3 separate regions of the Homo sapiens genome follow, and regions 1 and 2 are each linked to region 3. The links are chromatin loops, found by intact Hi-C in ENCODE. Cell type or tissue: heart right ventricle. All regions are shown on one strand. Each heading gives the region's core, and the rest is flanking DNA. Links, peaks and the distances in the headings are about the cores only.

Region 1 (5,537 bases), core at 538-5,537, 91 kb after region 3:
CTAACTTCCACCCACCCCTAAGCTATAAGGACTTAAAAAAAAAATACCAGTACTATATCTAAGTTTTTTTGTTTTGTTTTGTTTTGTTTTGAGATGAAGTCTCACTCTGTCACCCAGGCTGGAGTGCAGTGGCGCAATCTCGGCTCACTGCAGGCTCTGCCTCCCGGGTTCACGCCATTCTCCTGCCTCAGCCTCCCGAGTAGCTGGGACTACAGGTGCCTGCCACCACGCCGGGCTAATTTGTAGAGTATTTTTAGTAGAGACGAGGTTTCACCATGTTAGCCAGGATGGTCTCTGACCTCGTGATCCGCCCGCCTTGGCCTCCCAAAGTGCTGGCTGGGATTACAGGCGTGAGCCACTGCTCCCGGCTAAAATATTTAACAATTATTTAATAGCATGAGATACACAAGGCGTCCTTCCCAGGGTGTGTTAGCGTCTCTCCTACGGCGCCCGCCTAGCCCGGTGGTCCCAACCCCCTGCGGGAGCTGCACACGCCCCGGAAACCTGGGACAGAAACTGAGTCCCTCTCCTTCCTGGTGGTGGTGACAGCACCTGCTCAGATCTGGTCGGACGCCGCCGGCCGGAGCACCCAGCCCGGCGGAGAAGGAGCTCGCCCGGCGCTGGGGACTGGGACCTGGAGCCCCTTCCCCTACCGCACGTACGCCCCGCCCCGCGCACGCCCGCCCGCCCGCCCGCGCCTGGCGCAGCTTCACTCCGGATGGTTCCTGTCCTCCCGCGGGTCCGAGGGCGCTGGAAACCCAGCGGCGGCGAAGCGGAGAGGAGCCCCGCGCGTCTCCGCCCGCACGGCTCCAGGTCTGGGGTCTGCGCTGGAGCCGCGCGGGGAGAGGCCGTCTCTGCGACCGCCGCGCCCGCTCCCGACCGTCCGGGTCCGCGGCCAGCCCGGCCACCAGCCATGGGCTCTGGCCCGCTCTCGCTGCCCCTGGCGCTGTCGCCGCCGCGGCTGCTGCTGCTGCTGCTGCTGTCTCTGCTGCCAGGTACGCGCACAGGCGTTAGGGCTCCGGAGGGACGGGCGCCCGAGAAGGGGCGCGGGGTCCGGAGGGGCTGCCGGCGAGAACACCGCGCGGGCGAGCGGAGAGGGCTGGCGCCGTCGCCGGGGACTCGGAACCCGCGCAGACTGGCTCCAGCCCGGCGGCGACTTGGGTGGGGTGGCTTTTTCCCTTTCGGCTCACCTCCCACCCCTAGCCACCACCAAACCTGGGAGTCACTGAGCGGGCGCTGGTACGCGCCGGGTGATGGGGAGGTCGAGACCGGGTCCTTCGTCTTGGGCGCAGGAGTTGGGGATTCGCGTCCCCGCGCTGCCCGTCGCCCTGCCCCGCGCACTGGCTCCCAAACTGGCGCGCCCAAGCCTCCCGCTCCACCGTCTGCATCCCGCCCACCTCCTCATTTGACGGAGATGGCTGAAGACTTGGCCAAGGCCACCTCGGGAAGAGGGGAGTCGCTTCGGGACTGGGGCTGGAGCTGGAGCGCCAGCCTCTCCTCCGGTTGTAGCCTCCTAGCGCTCCTGGCTGCGTCGCTGAGGGACCCTCCACCGGGAGAGCGCCTCCTGTCTTCCTCCCGCTCTCCAGAGGAGCCTGCTGGGGGAAGCCGGCCCTGGCCCGCCGCTGGGAGGCTCTTGGGTGCCTGGGAGGGCTGGTGGGTAGCGAGAGTCGGGGACCGGGCAAGGCTGCAGGGAATTCCTGGAGGGCCCAGGCCGGCGGTCTGTCGTGCGGCTGTGAGCTCAGAGCGCTTTCCGCCCTCGGTGCCGAGGCCTGCACTACTCAGAACGCCATACGCTCTCAACCGACCTCCTGCCTGGGACCCTTCTTTCATCCTGGGGAAGGAGAGTGGGGAGCAGGAAAAATCCTATTTCAAGACCTGAGGAAGTTGGATTCAACTTCCTAGAGGATTCTCCTCCCGCTTCCCCAAGCTGCCCCCAGATCTGTACGTGGGAATCAGAAGACAGCTGACCCGGTATGCCTCACTTGTGCTGGGGTGTGGCTTAGGAACAAAGAGGGGTGCCCAAGGGTTGCAGAGGTCAGAGTCTTTCATCAGGATATGAAGACAGCATCAGCAAGAGCTGGGGGTCACACGAGATCACGGGAGTCACACAGTGCCTTGGCTTCTAAGAGGGCTGGTGGCCACCCCTACAGGGTGGAATGCAGGAGAGGCCCAGACCTGGGCTGTGTTCTCCCGGAGGCTGGGAGGTAGAAGACCTGGGCCTGGGCGACCGTGGTTGGCCCTGCCCCTGGGAGCGGACTGGCCATCTTTCCATCGTGGAAGCAGTGAGTGGCTGTACCCAGGCAGACAGCATTTGCCCCACACCCCCACCCGGCAGAAACAACCCAGGAAAAGATTGCGAATAGTTCTTGACCTCTTACCGCAGCACCAAGCTGTGCACTTCCTTCACAACAACCCTTTGAGGTGGATACGTTTATAATCCTTATTTTGACTGGTAAAGACACAGGTTCAGAGAGGTTAAGCCACTTGCCTAAGCTCACACAGCTTACAAGTGATTTGTCAGGATTTGCACCAGATCTGTCCAACTCCAGAGCCCAGGCTTGCAACCACTGTGCTTCTCACTGAATGCGTGTGGCCAGGTAGAATCCTGCCCCTCTTGGGCCTCAGTTTCCCATTTTGTAACCCACTGGGTTAGACTGGCCTGAAAGTCTAGGGTTCCACAGAATCCCCCCACAGGTGGAGGGGATGCTGTAGATGGGTGATGTTTCTGCTGGGCTGGGTGGGGGAGGTTAAGTAACGATTTCCCCAGGGACTGACAGGGCTGCTTCCCACAGTGGCCAGGGCCTCAGAGGCTGAGCACCGTCTATTTGAGCGGCTGTTTGAAGATTACAATGAGATCATCCGGCCTGTAGCCAACGTGTCTGACCCAGTCATCATCCATTTCGAGGTGTCCATGTCTCAGCTGGTGAAGGTGGTGAGTGCTGGAAGCCACGAGCCGTGGCCATGGGGACCGGGGCTTCTGGAGGAGCCTTTCCCAGAATTAGTCTTGTTTTGTAATTCTCCTGTCAACTTTAATTCCTCTTTCTAGGATGAAGTAAACCAGATCATGGAGACCAACCTGTGGCTCAAGCAAGTAAGTGACCAGACCCTAGGCACTGCTGCCCCCTGGTGGTGACTGTTTTATTTGCTTTAGGTGAACCAAGAAAGGCCTAAAGACCAGGCTTCATTTACTTCTGTGGAACCCAGATTGGGGTCCACTGACTGGCAGATATATCTCTTCTAAGGCTTGAGGTCACATGCACTGCCCTACAGTCCCCCTGGAAGGACTGTAGGGCCCAACCCCTCAAGTCCCAGATGGACAGGTTGCAGCCTGGAGAAAGACATTCTCCATGTTCACACAACAGAAGAGTACGAACCTGAGATTGAAGCCCTGCCCCCAAACCCTGGGGTGGTGCCTGAGACACCTCCTTCTCTCCCTCTTGCTAAAAACTCAGTTTTTTTTCCAGACGGGATCTCGCTCTGTCACCCAGGCCGGAGTGCTGTGGCGTGATCTCGGCTCACTGCAATCTCCACCAGCAGGGTTCAAGCAGTTCTCCTGCCTCAGCCTCCCAAGTAGCTGGGACCACAGCTGTGCACCACCACGTCTGGCTAATTTTTGGATTTGTTATAGAGACAGGGTTTCGCCATGTTGCCCAGGCTGGTCTCGAACGCCTGATCTCAAGCAAACCACACACCTCAGCCTCCCAAAGTGCTGGGGTTACAGGCAGAAGCCACTGTGCACAGCCCCTATACTCATTCTTAAGTCAGAATAAGATGCTGCTGTTGTTGGTAGCGTGGGAGTAGATTTTCCTGTTCAGATCGAGGCCAAGAAATTGCCTTCCACATGTCCTCCCCAGGGAGGCTTTGTCCAGACTTGCCAGGAGACATAATGGCCCATTGGCCTGCGGGTGACCCTTCTGCCAGCCTGGCCAGCTGAGCACTCAGCACACACAGCCTTCATCCCCAGGAGGTTGGAAAGCCAGATGGGCACAGTGCCCCACCCAGTACTTGATGCACACGTTCCCTCTGTGGCCGCAGCCTCACCCCTCTCTCCTCTGGTGCTCAGGACTCAGACCTCCCAGCCTCTGGACCCAGACACTTCCTGGGCCCTGCAGGGGTCATGGATTCTTCCCCCGGAATCTTTCAGAGTCCAGTCTTGCTTAACCTTGGGGTGAAAGAGTGTCTATGTTGGAAAACACCCCTGGAGAGCCATTCAGGGGCTGTAAACAGGCACATGGACCTGGACATGATGCATGAAGTCCAGGAGTCTCCACCTGGCACTAGAAGTGACCAGAGAAAGCACGAGTAGGCCCTGTTTGGTTGATGAGGGGCTGGGCTTGCTCATGGTTATGGGGGCAGTGGCTTCCCTAGTGCCAGGAGGTGGCCCGCAGAGCCAGCCGTGTGCTCTCTCCTGCACTACACCCACAGGAGAAGTTGGACTATGTGATCATGGCATGGATGTGGTTCGGTCACATGCAGCAGGGGTGGGGAGTCACCAAGATGGGTGGTGCCACGGGAAGTAAAACCAGGCTGATTCTTTTACCGTCTCCTTCTCCCTCCCTGCTTCCTTCCCCGAGATCTGGAATGACTACAAGCTGAAATGGAACCCCTCTGACTATGGTGGGGCAGAGTTCATGCGTGTCCCTGCACAGAAGATCTGGAAGCCAGACATTGTGCTGTATAACAAGTAAGGTGCTGGGGGGCCCACGCCCTCTCAGGGCTGTCAGCCTGGGCTCTGGGTTTTTGGCCCACTGTGCTTAAAACCTGGCCTTCCTTGGCCTTTTCCAAGAAGGCTGCATTCATTTGTTCAGTCCATAGGTATGTAATCAGCAACTACTACATACCAGGTACCAGAGATGTTGGAGAGCCACAGAGAGCAGCAGTGTGCTGAGTGGCTTCAAAGCAGGCATGGGTGGGTGGAAGATGGCATTGGGAAAGTTTCAAGGAAGAATTGGCATTTGAAGTGAATCCTGAAGATTGTGTAGGATCTCAGGACAGGGAGATGGAGCAGAGGAGGGCCCGGGGAGGCAGGAGAGTATGTCATGGGCAGCCAAGGTGACCTCATTGGCTGGACTGTGGGACATAAGGCTGGAAAGATCCATGGGCCAAGGACCAACCCCAGTGTGTGGAGGGGGAAGGCTCAGATGCCCGGGGCACCTGGAATGTAGCATCTGTTAGCAGCTCTGTGCAAACAGACAGGAATGGAGTAAACGGTCCCTCCTCACCTTGTCTTTGAAAGAGAATGAGGGTGTTGGAGAAGATCATAGCTGGGTGGGCCTAAGCTGTGTAGTCCCAGGGTTCCCAGCCTGCTGACTGGCATGGTTACCAAGGAGCTTTTTTTTTGGGGGGGTGGGGGGGGGAAGACTGAGTCTTACTGTCACCCAGGCTGGAGTGCAGTGGTGGGATCTCGGCTCACAGCAACCTCCACCTCCTGGGTTCAAGAAATCCTCCTGCCTCAGCCTCCCAAGTAGCTGGGATTACAGGCACGTGCTGCCACACCTGGCTAATTTTGTATTTTTCAGTAGAGATGGGGTTTTGCC
Region 2 (5,000 bases), core at 1-5,000, 71 kb after region 3:
CGAAGAGATAGGGAAGCCAGGCGGCAGGTGGGGTCCAGACCACCCAGGGGGCGTCGGGGCGGAGCAGCGGGCCCAGTACATCCCTGAGTGGGCGGGGCTCGGCGGGGCTCTCCGCGGGGTCCTAGTGAGCGCCGCCCCGCCAGCAAACCTCGGGGGCCAGGACCGGCGCTCACTCGACCGCGCGGCTCACGGGTGCCCTGTGACCCCACAGCGGAGCTCGCGGCGGCTGCCACCCGGCCCCGCCGGCCATGAGGCGCGCGCCTTCCCTGGTCCTTTTCTTCCTGGTCGCCCTTTGCGGGCGCGGTGAGTTCTTTTCGGGGAAGGAGGGAGGGGCGCCTGGGTTGGGCTGAAAGGGGCTGGACTGGCCACAGGTGGGAGGGAAGGGAGGGTGCCCTGCGCCCGGGGGAGTGGCCCGAGATTGTCCCGGCCAGATGGGGGCGTGGGCAGGGCTGAGCCCACTCGCTGAGGCAGCGGGGGCGGGCCTGCGTGGGTGGGTCTGCCAGGTTTGGAGTGGGGGCCGCCTCTTCTCGGAGCCGCTGCCAGGGCCAGGGCCACCCTCCAGGGCGAGTGTCTGTGGGCTGGGCAGTGGGCTGGATGACACCGGCTTTGCAGGCACCGCGGGTCATCCCCAGCAGTCTGGGAGGCTGGGAGTATACCGACTCCCGCTCCCAACAGGGCCGAGGCTCCTTCCTTGCCTAAGAGGTGACTTTCTTGAAGCGTGGGTGCAGAGGAGCCGGCCACCTGGGCGGTGTAGGCGCTTGGGAGCGAATCTGCTGCTCAGCCTTAGAGAGAAGTCCCCTCCCACACAGCGGTGGTAGAGATGGGGACACTGGGCCGAGAAGGAAGGGGGCTTGCCCAAATCAGCAGCCCTGGAATGTTTTGTGCTTTGGGGGTGGATCTCCCAGCAAACACATTTTATGGCACCGCTGCCTCTGGTCACCCACCCGAGGTGTGCCGGGCCTGGACAGCCAGCTTGACTGAGGGCCAGGCTGGTGAAGTTGGGCCTGCCACTCAGGAAGGAGACCCAGCCCTTCTCCAGGTAGAATGCAAATGTGAGGACTGCCTTCTCAGGGCCTCAGTTTCCCCACCTGAATTCCAAGGGCCCTTCTAGCTCCTACAGTCACCCAGGCTTTTCCTCCAAGCCCCAGTCAGCCTAGAGGACCAGGGCTACCTCTTCCTTGGATAGAGACCCACCATAGGGGAGGCAGGAGGTAGGAGTCAGGGAATATATAAGGAGCTAATAATCTGAGAGGAAGCCATAGCTGGAATTCTAAACTGTGAGTGTGTGTCCAGTTTGGGAAAGCATATCCAATCTAAAAATTTACATTGAAAAAATGGAAAGATATACCCATCATTTTGGAATACAAACTACAGAAAGTAGTTTGTACTACTCCTATAAAGAGGTGGAGCTCTCATCAAAGATGGTGTCTGCAGGCAGTCTGTGTATCGTGGCTCTTCTACTAGCTGGGTGACCCTGTGCCATTTCTTTCACCATCCTGGACCTCAGGTTCCCCATCTGTTCTATGGAGAGAATGTGCCCTGCCTACATATTTGGAGACTTGGATGTGTGTGGGGGCCAGTGGCAGTGTTTCTTAGGTGTGGTCCTGGGGCAGCCTGTATCACCCTGTACAGATTTCTGGGTCCCACCCTAGGCTTACAGGATCAGAATCTCTGGGAATAAAGCCTAGGAATCCAGGTGATTAATACACATGATTGAAGAAGCACTAATAGTATGTAATAAGCTCTTTATAAAAGATAAATTCTCTACATAAAGAAAAATCATAGGCCAGGCGCGGTGGCTCACACTTGTAATCCCAGCACTTTGGGAGGCAGAGGCGGGCGGATCACGAGGTCAGGAGATCGAGACCATCCTGGCTGATGTGGTGAAACCCCGTCTCTACTAAAAATACAAAAAATTAACCGGGCGTGGTAGCAGGCGCCTGTAGTCCCAGCTACTCGGGAGGCTGAGGTAGGAGAATGGCATGAACCCGGGAGGTGGAGGTTGCAGCAGTGAGCTGAGATCATGCCACTGCACTCCAGCCTGGGCGACAGATCAAGACTCCGTCTCAGAAAAAAGAAAATCATAGCTGCCTTTTAATATAAATATCATGTTCCCTTCCTCAGTTAAGGACATACACCCCAGTTGAAAAATCACTCTGCCTTTCCAGATGCAGAATCTAATCTTTCCAATAAGATTCTGTTAACTGTTACTTTCTGTAGTTTGTATTCCAAAACAATAGGTATATCTTTCCATTTTTTCAATACAAATTTTTAGATTGGATATACCTTTCCAAACTGGACACACACTCACACAGTTTAGAATTCCAGCTATGGCTTCCTCTCAGATTATTAGCCCCTTTCTGGCAGGGAACAATTCTTCCCAAGAAGGCCTGGAAGACAAAACCCTGGGCAGAGGCTGGTGGGGCCCACTCCTCATCAGAATCATTGAATCATGACTGACCCCTAGTGGCGGCTTCTCTGTTTAACTGTCAGCCCATGGGCTGGGATGTGACCCCTGACCGTGCTGCAGAAGCTTCCACCCATCCTGGGCCACCCCTGCCACCTGGGGGTGAAAGGCCTGTTCCTTGTCCTTTGAGCCCAGCAGGCCTCACAGACATTCAGTAGATTGGAAAGTCTAAGCATGTGCTGGGCTGGGCTGGGCTCCGTCGCCCCTTTTTGGGGGGCAAGTGGGGTGCATTCCAGTCCCCAGTATCCCTGCTGTTTATTCCCACCCTTCAGTGCACCACCCCCCCGGCCCCCCGGCCATACACTCACAAGTACAAACACAGGCGCAGTCATGGGCACACACTGCCCGGGACAGCACCATTTCCAGGCTCTGTGGGGCAGTCTCCTTACAGGGAAGCTAATGAGGCACTGAAGAAGGCTCAGGGGTCAGGGAAGACCTCTGTCGGAAAGAGGCTCCTATACCTGGTTCCTCCTCTGACTTGCTGGGGGCACTTGAGAAAGTTTCTTCCCTCTTTGGTCTCAGTTTCCCCAGCTGAGAAATAGGGGGTTGGGCTAAATGGTCTAAAGTTCTGGGAACCTCTAACTCAAGCCCACAGCTGGTGGTCAAGATGGGGGAGTCCCTCCGGGTCAGCTGAATGCCTGAGAGGCAGGACAGGCCCAAAGGTGAGCCACCCGGGCACATCAGGTGGGCTCGGAGCTGGAGCATGAGCCCCACAGCCTGCAGAGCAGCCCTGCGCTTGGGAGCCCTGTCAGACCAGCCTAGTGGGACTTCAGAGATGTGGGATCCAGCCTCCCCTAGTATTGCAGGGCTGGGGGATGGGAGCTGCAGATTCTGACCCCAGAGCTGCCTCAGACATGCCAGATGGGCTTGGGCAAGACACACCCCTCTCTATGAAATAAGTCAGTCCAAACAAACATGCTAAAGAAGGGCTGTGGGAGGGACCCAGCTCTAGCCTGGGGCTACAGACTGGCTTCCAGGGTACTCAAGCAGCTGGCCTCTGGGAAAGGGGTCCTGGATATAAGAAGCAGGGCTCAGAATCTAGGCCAAGCATCCATAGGACCCCCCTCTGGAGAGCCCAGGGCAGCCTGGGGGAGGGGCAGCAGGCAGCAGGTGCACTAGGAGCATCTTTCACAAGGCACTAAATATTGCATCTGTTCCAGATAGGCAGCGAGTTGGAAAGTGGATGAAGTCGGCAGGGTGGCGGCTGCTCCCCACAACCAGGAGTCCAGCCCAGCACCCACCCCTAAGTCCACCTCAGGCCTGCCTAATTGGGTTGGTCTGTGCTCTGGGCCTTCTGGCCCTACCCACAGAGGAAGGGGTTTGGTGCAACTAGGTGAACTGGCCCTTGCAGGAAGATGTAATCGACTCCTGAGCCTGGCGAGCCAGGCAGCCCCTCACCAGCATGCCCGCCCCCACCTCTCCGGCCCCTCTTATTCCCTGATCCTCCCACCTGCTTCCCTGCCCCGGCACTGTTTCTTCTGCTCATTCTCATCTCTTTTCCTCCTCCCAGGCTTGCCTCCTCAGATGTCCTTGAGTCTCCTCTGAGTCTCCCTTTTTCCAAGCTGCCCCCTCTATGCTTTACACATTCTCCCTGAAGACACTAGAGTACACAAGCCCAAGTCCCTGAACCTCACCTTTACTCCCAGACAGGTGAGGGAGATGACATAAAGACCCAAATGCCACTTGGCAAGGGATCGGGGGTATGCAGAGGGGCAGATTTGAGGCTATGGAAGGTCAGGGGGGCTCCCTGCATGAGGCGGTATTTAGGCTGGGTCTTGAATATGGCTCTGAGCTAAGACCTCTCCTCGAAGCTCCAGATGAGGAGCCAGCTGCCAGCTGGACCCCTCCATTTGGTGTCTCAGAGGGACCTTACACTCTGTAGGTCTAAGTCTGAACCCGGAAAATCCCCTCCATCTCAGCTCTGTTTCTTCTTAGGGAAAGCACCACCTCGTACCCATTTCTGCACCCAAACTCACATGTGAGTAATGGGGCTGCTCCCCTGCACTGTAAGTGCTCTGGTGTCAGGAACCGTTTCTGGTTTTTGCTTGCTGTTACCCTCGAAATGTAGTAAAGTCCCTGGCACAAGATAGACCCTCAGATAATTCATAACTGGTGGGCTGGGGGCAATCTTGGCAGAAGAAAGAGTCTGTTCAAAGAAGTGAGACAAGCTGGGTGTGGTGGTGCACACCTGTAGTCCCAGCTACTAAGGAGGCTGAGGTGGGAGGATCCTTTGAATCCAGGAGGAATCACTTGAAACCAGCCTGGGCAACATAGCAAGACCCTGTCTCTAAAAAAAAAAAAAGGAAAAAACAGGAAGTGAGACAGTGAAGGTCACAGGGGGAAAGGCAAACAGTAGGCTATGGCCAGAAGAGAGAGTATCTGAGTATCTGGGGTAGAGGTAGAGAGGTGGGAGAAAATCAGATTGAGAAAGATAAGCCAGTGTCAGTGGGGAAAGGGCCTTGAACGCCAAGCCAAAACATTTGATTTTTAAGTCCACCTACAGCTCTGAGAGTTGTGGGTAGGGAAGGGCCCT
Region 3 (5,632 bases), core at 356-5,355:
TATTTTGAGACAAAGTCTCATTCTGGCACTTAGGCTGGAGTGCAGTGGCATGATCTTGGCTCACTGCAACTTCCGCCTCCCAGGTTCAAGCAATTCTCCTGCCTCAGCCTCCGGAGTAGCTGGGACTACAGGCGAACACCACCAGGCCTAGCTAATTTTTTTTTTGTACTTTTAGTAGAGGTGGGGTTTCACCATGTTAGCCAGGATGGTTTCGATCTCCTGACCTCGTGATCCACCCAAAGTGCTGGGATTACAGGCGTAATCCACTGGGTGAGCCACCGCACCCAGCCCCATTTTGTTCTTAACTCTGTGTATCTAGCGCTTTGATTGAAATTAAATATAATGTTATAAGTTCTGGAGATCTGTTGTACAGAATGACTATAGTTAATAATAATATATACTTGAAAATTGCTAAAAGAAGATTTTTTGCTTTTATTATTATTAATTGACACAATAATTGTACGTATTTGTGGGGTACAGTATAATATTTTTATACATGTATACAATATGTAATAATTAAATCAGGGCGATTAGCATCTCCACCACCTCAAACATTTATCCTTTCTTTGTTCTGGGAGTATTCAAAATGCACTCTTCTAGCTATTCGAAAATATATAATAAATTGTCATCAATTATCATCACCCTATAGTGCAAAAAAACACTAGAACTATTCCTCCTATCTAGCTGGGGTTTTTTGTTTGTTTGTTTGTTTGTCTTTTGCTTTTTCAGACAGGGTCTCACTCTGCCCCCTAGGCTGGAGTGAAGTGGTGCAATCACAGCTCACTGCAGCCTTGACCTCTTGGGCCCAAGTGATCCTCCCACCTCAGCTTCCAGAGTAGCTGGGACCGCAGGCATGCACCAACATGCCTGGCTAATTTCTAAATTTTTTATAGTGATGGGATCCCCCTATGTTGCCCAGGCTGGTCTCAAATTCCTGGTTTCAAGTGATCCTCCCACCTCAGCCTCCTAAAGGGGTAGGATTATAGGCGTTAGCCACCAGCCATGTACTCTTGTATCTCTTAACCTGTTAGCCAACCTTTGGCTACCCCCTCTCCCTTACCCTTCCTCACCTCTAGTAAACACTACTCTAAGCAAATAGATCTTAAATATTCTTACCACAAAAATAATAATAAAAGTATGTGAGGTGATGAAAATGTTAACTTGATTTAATCATTTCATAATGTATGCACATATCAAAACATCACATTGAACACTGTAAACATACACAATTTTTATTTATCAATTATACTTTAATAAAGATGGAGGAAGAATTGAATATAATGTTAAAACAAAAAACAATTGCAGGCCAGGTGCGGTGGCTCACGCCTGTAATCCCAACACTTTGGGAGGCCGAGGCAGGTGGATCACCTGAGGTTGGGAGTTGGAGATGAGCCTGGCCAATGTAGTGAAACCACATCTCTACTAAAAATACAAAAATTAGCTAGGTGTGGTGGCACACACCTGTAATCCCAGCTACTTGGGAGGCTGAGGCAGGAGAATCACTTGAACCCAGGAGGCAGAGGTTGCAGTGAGCTGAGATCGTGCCACTGCACTTCAGCCTGAGCAACAGAGTGAGACTCCGTTTCAAAACAAAACAAAACAAAACAACAACAACAAAACAATTGCAAAACCTAAAGAAAATCATTAATCTAGTCCAGACCAGCCTTTTACAGATGAGGTCACTGAAGTGCAGAGTGGTGAACTGACTTGTCTGATGTTACACAGCAAGTCATGGCACAGCTTGACCTGAAACCCAAAGCCAAGTTGTTTTCTATTACCTCCAGGTCCTTCAGTCCAGCCCTCCTGGGGCTCTGCCTTGGGAACTGGTATTGGTGACAAACGGATTAGAGAGGAACATGCATGGAGCTCTCCATTTAGACTGACATATTCGCATTGTGCCTGGGCACCGGCAAGAAACAGTGCAAGCTCCAAGAGTGCTCGCCCCAACCCTTTTCCCCCTCCCCATCCTCTCTCATAACCAACTTCAGCTAAAAGGTCTGAGAAGAAAAGGGAATCTTAGATGACTCTCACTAGGGTGTAAATGACTCCCACCATGATTTTTGTTTTATTGAGACATAACCCCAAAAGCAGTTTGATGGATAGTGTGCCAGGCAGTAGGATGAAGACAGATGGGGAAACTGCCTGGGGTCATGGAGAAGGTGGAGGCACTGAGGCCCTGAGTGATTTTATAAGCACTTTAAGAAAGGTCCAGCACCATGATTTCTTACCTTCACTACCCAGGACCAATAAGGTCCCACGTCCTGACAGATTTTGTTTATCAGACAAATTGCACTCAGTCATGCTTCATTTTCCTCCAAGAGTTCCCAGGTTACATAGAATTGAGATAATCTCCCCACCTTGCCATCACCCCCACAAAGACACTCCATGTTTCTGTTTACAATACAGTCTTATATGGATTGATATTAGATTTTCAGGTGCTCTTTGCATTTTGCAACTATTGCTCAAGCTGGAGACCCAAAACGAGCACTAGCTTTACAGTCAAAGACCCCTGGGTTCCAGTTTCAGCTGAGAGACTGTAAGCACATCGCTAGCCCACTCTGATCCTGTCTCCTAGTTGTATAATCACCTCTTTCCCATCAATTGCGAGGCTGGAGAGAAAAGTGTCCACTCTGTGCCCAGTACACAGTAGGAGCTTAGTAAGCTTAAGCTCTCTTGCTTCCTCACTATCCTAAAGTGGTAGCGGAAAGACAGATGTGGGGAATGGCACCTGGGAGGCTCCAGCTGTATGCTTCACAATCCTACCAACGAAAAATCTGAATTAGGCTTCAGTTTCCCGTCTACAAAATGAGACAGGACAGGAGTGGGTAGGAAGAGGAGGAGCTTGGCCTTGTTGGTTTAAGCTGGGCTCGTCTGATTCTGTAACGCGGGCTTCATTGCAGGGTCCAGCCCACTCCCCAGCCAGGGCTTCGTGTGCTCTGAATGTCTTTTGGCCAAGTCCAAGGCTATCCAGGGTCGGGGTCGGGAGGCTGGGTGGAGGGTAGTAGGGTGGAGAGAAGCAGTTCCCGCATATAACCTGCAGGTGGCACCAGAGCAGCGCGGGAGCCGAGGGTTCCGCTCCAGCCTTCCTGGAGACCCGAGCAGGGCGGGGTAGGGCAAGGCAGAGGTTGTGCACACCGCTCATCTGGGCAGTGGCACAGGGCTGCGGATCAGTCCACACTGTTTGAAATAGACACATGGGTCGTCTGGCTCATTTCCTCTCTTTGGTAGGGTGATCATATGCTTTATCATCCAAATTCTTCGGAGAGTGAAAGGGACACTATTATAATTGCACCGGCACAACAGACATAACCTTAGCTGTACCTTGCAAACCAGAACATATTGCAACCCTACCCTCCGGTCACTTTTTCTTCCTTGTTTCCATTCTTTCTTTTAATTTATTTTCTTTTTAAACACACAGCATTCTCTTTCCCCCAAGCACCACTGTCTTTGAAAATGCCCTTGCAATTGGGATATTTTCAACAGGGCAACATCTGCTTTCGCATCTTGAGTCTGAACAGTGTCTCTGAACCCACCCCAAAGGCTGGTTTTAGCTTCCAGTCAGAAGACTCTGTTCTCTGGCTTACCATCCCCATGACTCAAGAATTAAAGATGTCAGACGTGGAACAGTGACCCTTATCTCAACTTTGGTGCCTCTTTGCTAAATTTATTCCTGTAATTTTGTTCTGAGTGCTCATGTCCTTTATCTCATTGAATTTACATATATTAGTTTATCAAATTACAAGCAGACAAGCCCCATTAAGCAGGATTCTTATATTTCCAAGATCACCCCATTACTCCATTCAACCCCAAATTAGCATGCCATTTATCTCCTTGTTTCTGAACCGTCTTCACTTAATAGTCTCGTAAACATCCATCCATTGCAAAAAGGACTCAAACTGTTCTCACTTCCATTTTTAGTTGATTCATTGATATCCAAGTAATTGATTTGTCTGGAGGAGTCATTAGTAGAGAACTGTGCCCTTAAATTTAGTTTTATAGTGGAATTCTGCTAATTAATATCTCTCTGTGTCATTCTCACATTGCAGCAAATGACCATGGGTTTCTATCTTAACCTAAAATCTAGGTTAGAAATTTGATCTTATCTGAGTAAGATATTAATAGATAATGTGAGGCTTTTTTAAATTTACTGAACATTTTCTCAGCTAAGAATGACACTCATGGTCACAAATATCTATGTAAGCAAGCAGAAAATTGGGCTGTAAATATATAAACACTTAAAATATCATGTTTAGAGACAAGATTTTCCTTTTTTTTTCTTTTTAGTAAAGTATATTTGCTATGGTTGGAATGTTTGTGTCTCCTCCAAAATTCATGTTGGAACTTAAACCCCCATGTGATAGTATTAAGGGGTGGTGTCTTTAGGAGATGACTAAATCGTGAGGGAGGAGCCCCCTCATGAATGGGATTAGCGACCTTATGAAAGGGCTTGAGGGAGCGACCTAGCTCAGTTTTCTTCTTTTGCTTTTCTGTTCTTTCCACCATGCTGGGACACAGCGTTTCTCACCTCTGGAGGACTCAGCATTCAAGGTGCCATCTTGGAAGCAGAGAGCAGCCCTCACTAGACTACAAACCTGCTGGCGCTTTGATCTTGGACTTCCCACCCACCAGAACTGTGAGAAATACATTTTTGTTCTTTACACATTACCCAGTCTCAGATATTTTGTTACAGCAGCACACATGGACTAAGACAGTATCTTACATACAGCGAGGTGCATATACCTTAAGCTACAACTCCTTACTATTTACATATGTGCACACTCATGTGACCGCCACTCAGCTCAAGATACAGAATGTTCCCATCAGCACAGAGGGCTCCCTCTTGCGCCTTCTTAGTTGCTGTCCCTGCAAAGTTAACCAGGATCCTGACCTCTGTCACCATGGATTAGTTTCACCTGTTCTTGAACTTCATATAAATGGGATCATTCAGTATGTGCAGGTTTGTGGCTGGCTTCTTTCACTCAACATAATCCTGTGAGATTTAGCCATGTTTTGGGTACTGGTAGTTGTTTATTTTTCTGGTTGTGTAGTTTTCCATATTTCATTTATTACCCTTCTGTTTTTATGTCTAACTCAGTGTTTTGTGGGGTATATTGGTCCTTTTTAGCTAGATTGATATTAAACATCTTATCAATGAAGCTTAGGAGATTTTTAGAAGACAAAAGCCTAATAAACTCAAGCCCCCCAAACTTAAGCCAAGTTTCCTTCTCACCCCTGCTTGAGTTGTTCTTCTTCATGTGGTATTCTTTTCCTCACAAAGCTGAGGGAAAATCAAGGAACACAAGAGCTCTTCATCATGTTATCAGCTTAGGGATGCTTGTCATCTGAATAACAGGGTAGATATTTATAATCCAAAATGTTAAAATAACTAGAGCAAACACTTACATAGCACTGACTGCTGTTCACAGTGCTTTACATATATTATTTTCCTCAAAACAACTCTGTGAAATAGACACTATTATTGTCATCCCCACATTTTAGATGGGGAAATGGAGGCACAGAGAGACCATGTAACTCTCCCAAGGTGGTAGGGCCAGGACTTGAACCTGGGTTTTCTGGTTTTAGAGCCTGCACCCTTCACCACCACACCATATTGTGTAGCATGATACTTCCT

Evidence for each region. Peaks named below come from ENCODE experiments on the same cell type or tissue, not always from the same donor. Only the 100,000 strongest peaks of a DNase experiment are listed, where the experiment ranks them.
Region 1: it touches region 3 in a loop (14-fold over the local background); 97 of 110 quality-filtered maps call a loop at or near these places.
Region 2: a loop joins it to region 3, with 6 times the contacts of the local background. A loop is called at or near these places in 80 of 110 quality-filtered maps.

What each region holds. Positions count from the first base shown.
Region 1 is chr15:78,616,171-78,621,707 of GRCh38, reverse strand. It overlaps CHRNA3 (cholinergic receptor nicotinic alpha 3 subunit), which reads left to right and starts at 712. Exons shown (of 6, transcript NM_000743.5): 1 at 712-995; 2 at 2,793-2,932; 3 at 3,047-3,091; 4 at 4,575-4,684. The coding sequence starts at 914. In heart right ventricle, for the core only: CTCF peaks have their summits at 1,568, 2,924 and 3,130 (motif pointing left); a DNase peak (open chromatin) is centred at 3,117; H3K4me3 peaks cover 1,337 bases; H3K27me3 peaks cover 2,475 bases.
Region 2 is chr15:78,636,382-78,641,381 of GRCh38, reverse strand. It overlaps CHRNB4 (cholinergic receptor nicotinic beta 4 subunit), which reads left to right and starts at 172. Exons shown (of 6, transcript NM_000750.5): 1 at 172-303. The coding sequence starts at 249. RefSeq lists a silencer at 194-253 and an enhancer at 3,192-3,693. In heart right ventricle, for the core only: a CTCF peak has its summit at 2,463 (motif pointing left); a DNase peak (open chromatin) is centred at 2,473; H3K4me3 peaks cover 729 bases; H3K27me3 peaks cover 2,540 bases.
Region 3 is chr15:78,706,989-78,712,620 of GRCh38, reverse strand. LOC105370913 (a long non-coding RNA gene) reads left to right here. Exons shown (of 3, transcript XR_932509.2): 2 at 4,516-4,633. Among named protein-coding and RNA genes, the nearest start is that of CHRNB4, 69 kb to the right of the region's middle. In heart right ventricle, for the core only: CTCF peaks have their summits at 2,838 and 3,046 (motif pointing right); a DNase peak (open chromatin) is centred at 3,060; H3K27me3 peaks cover 1,417 bases.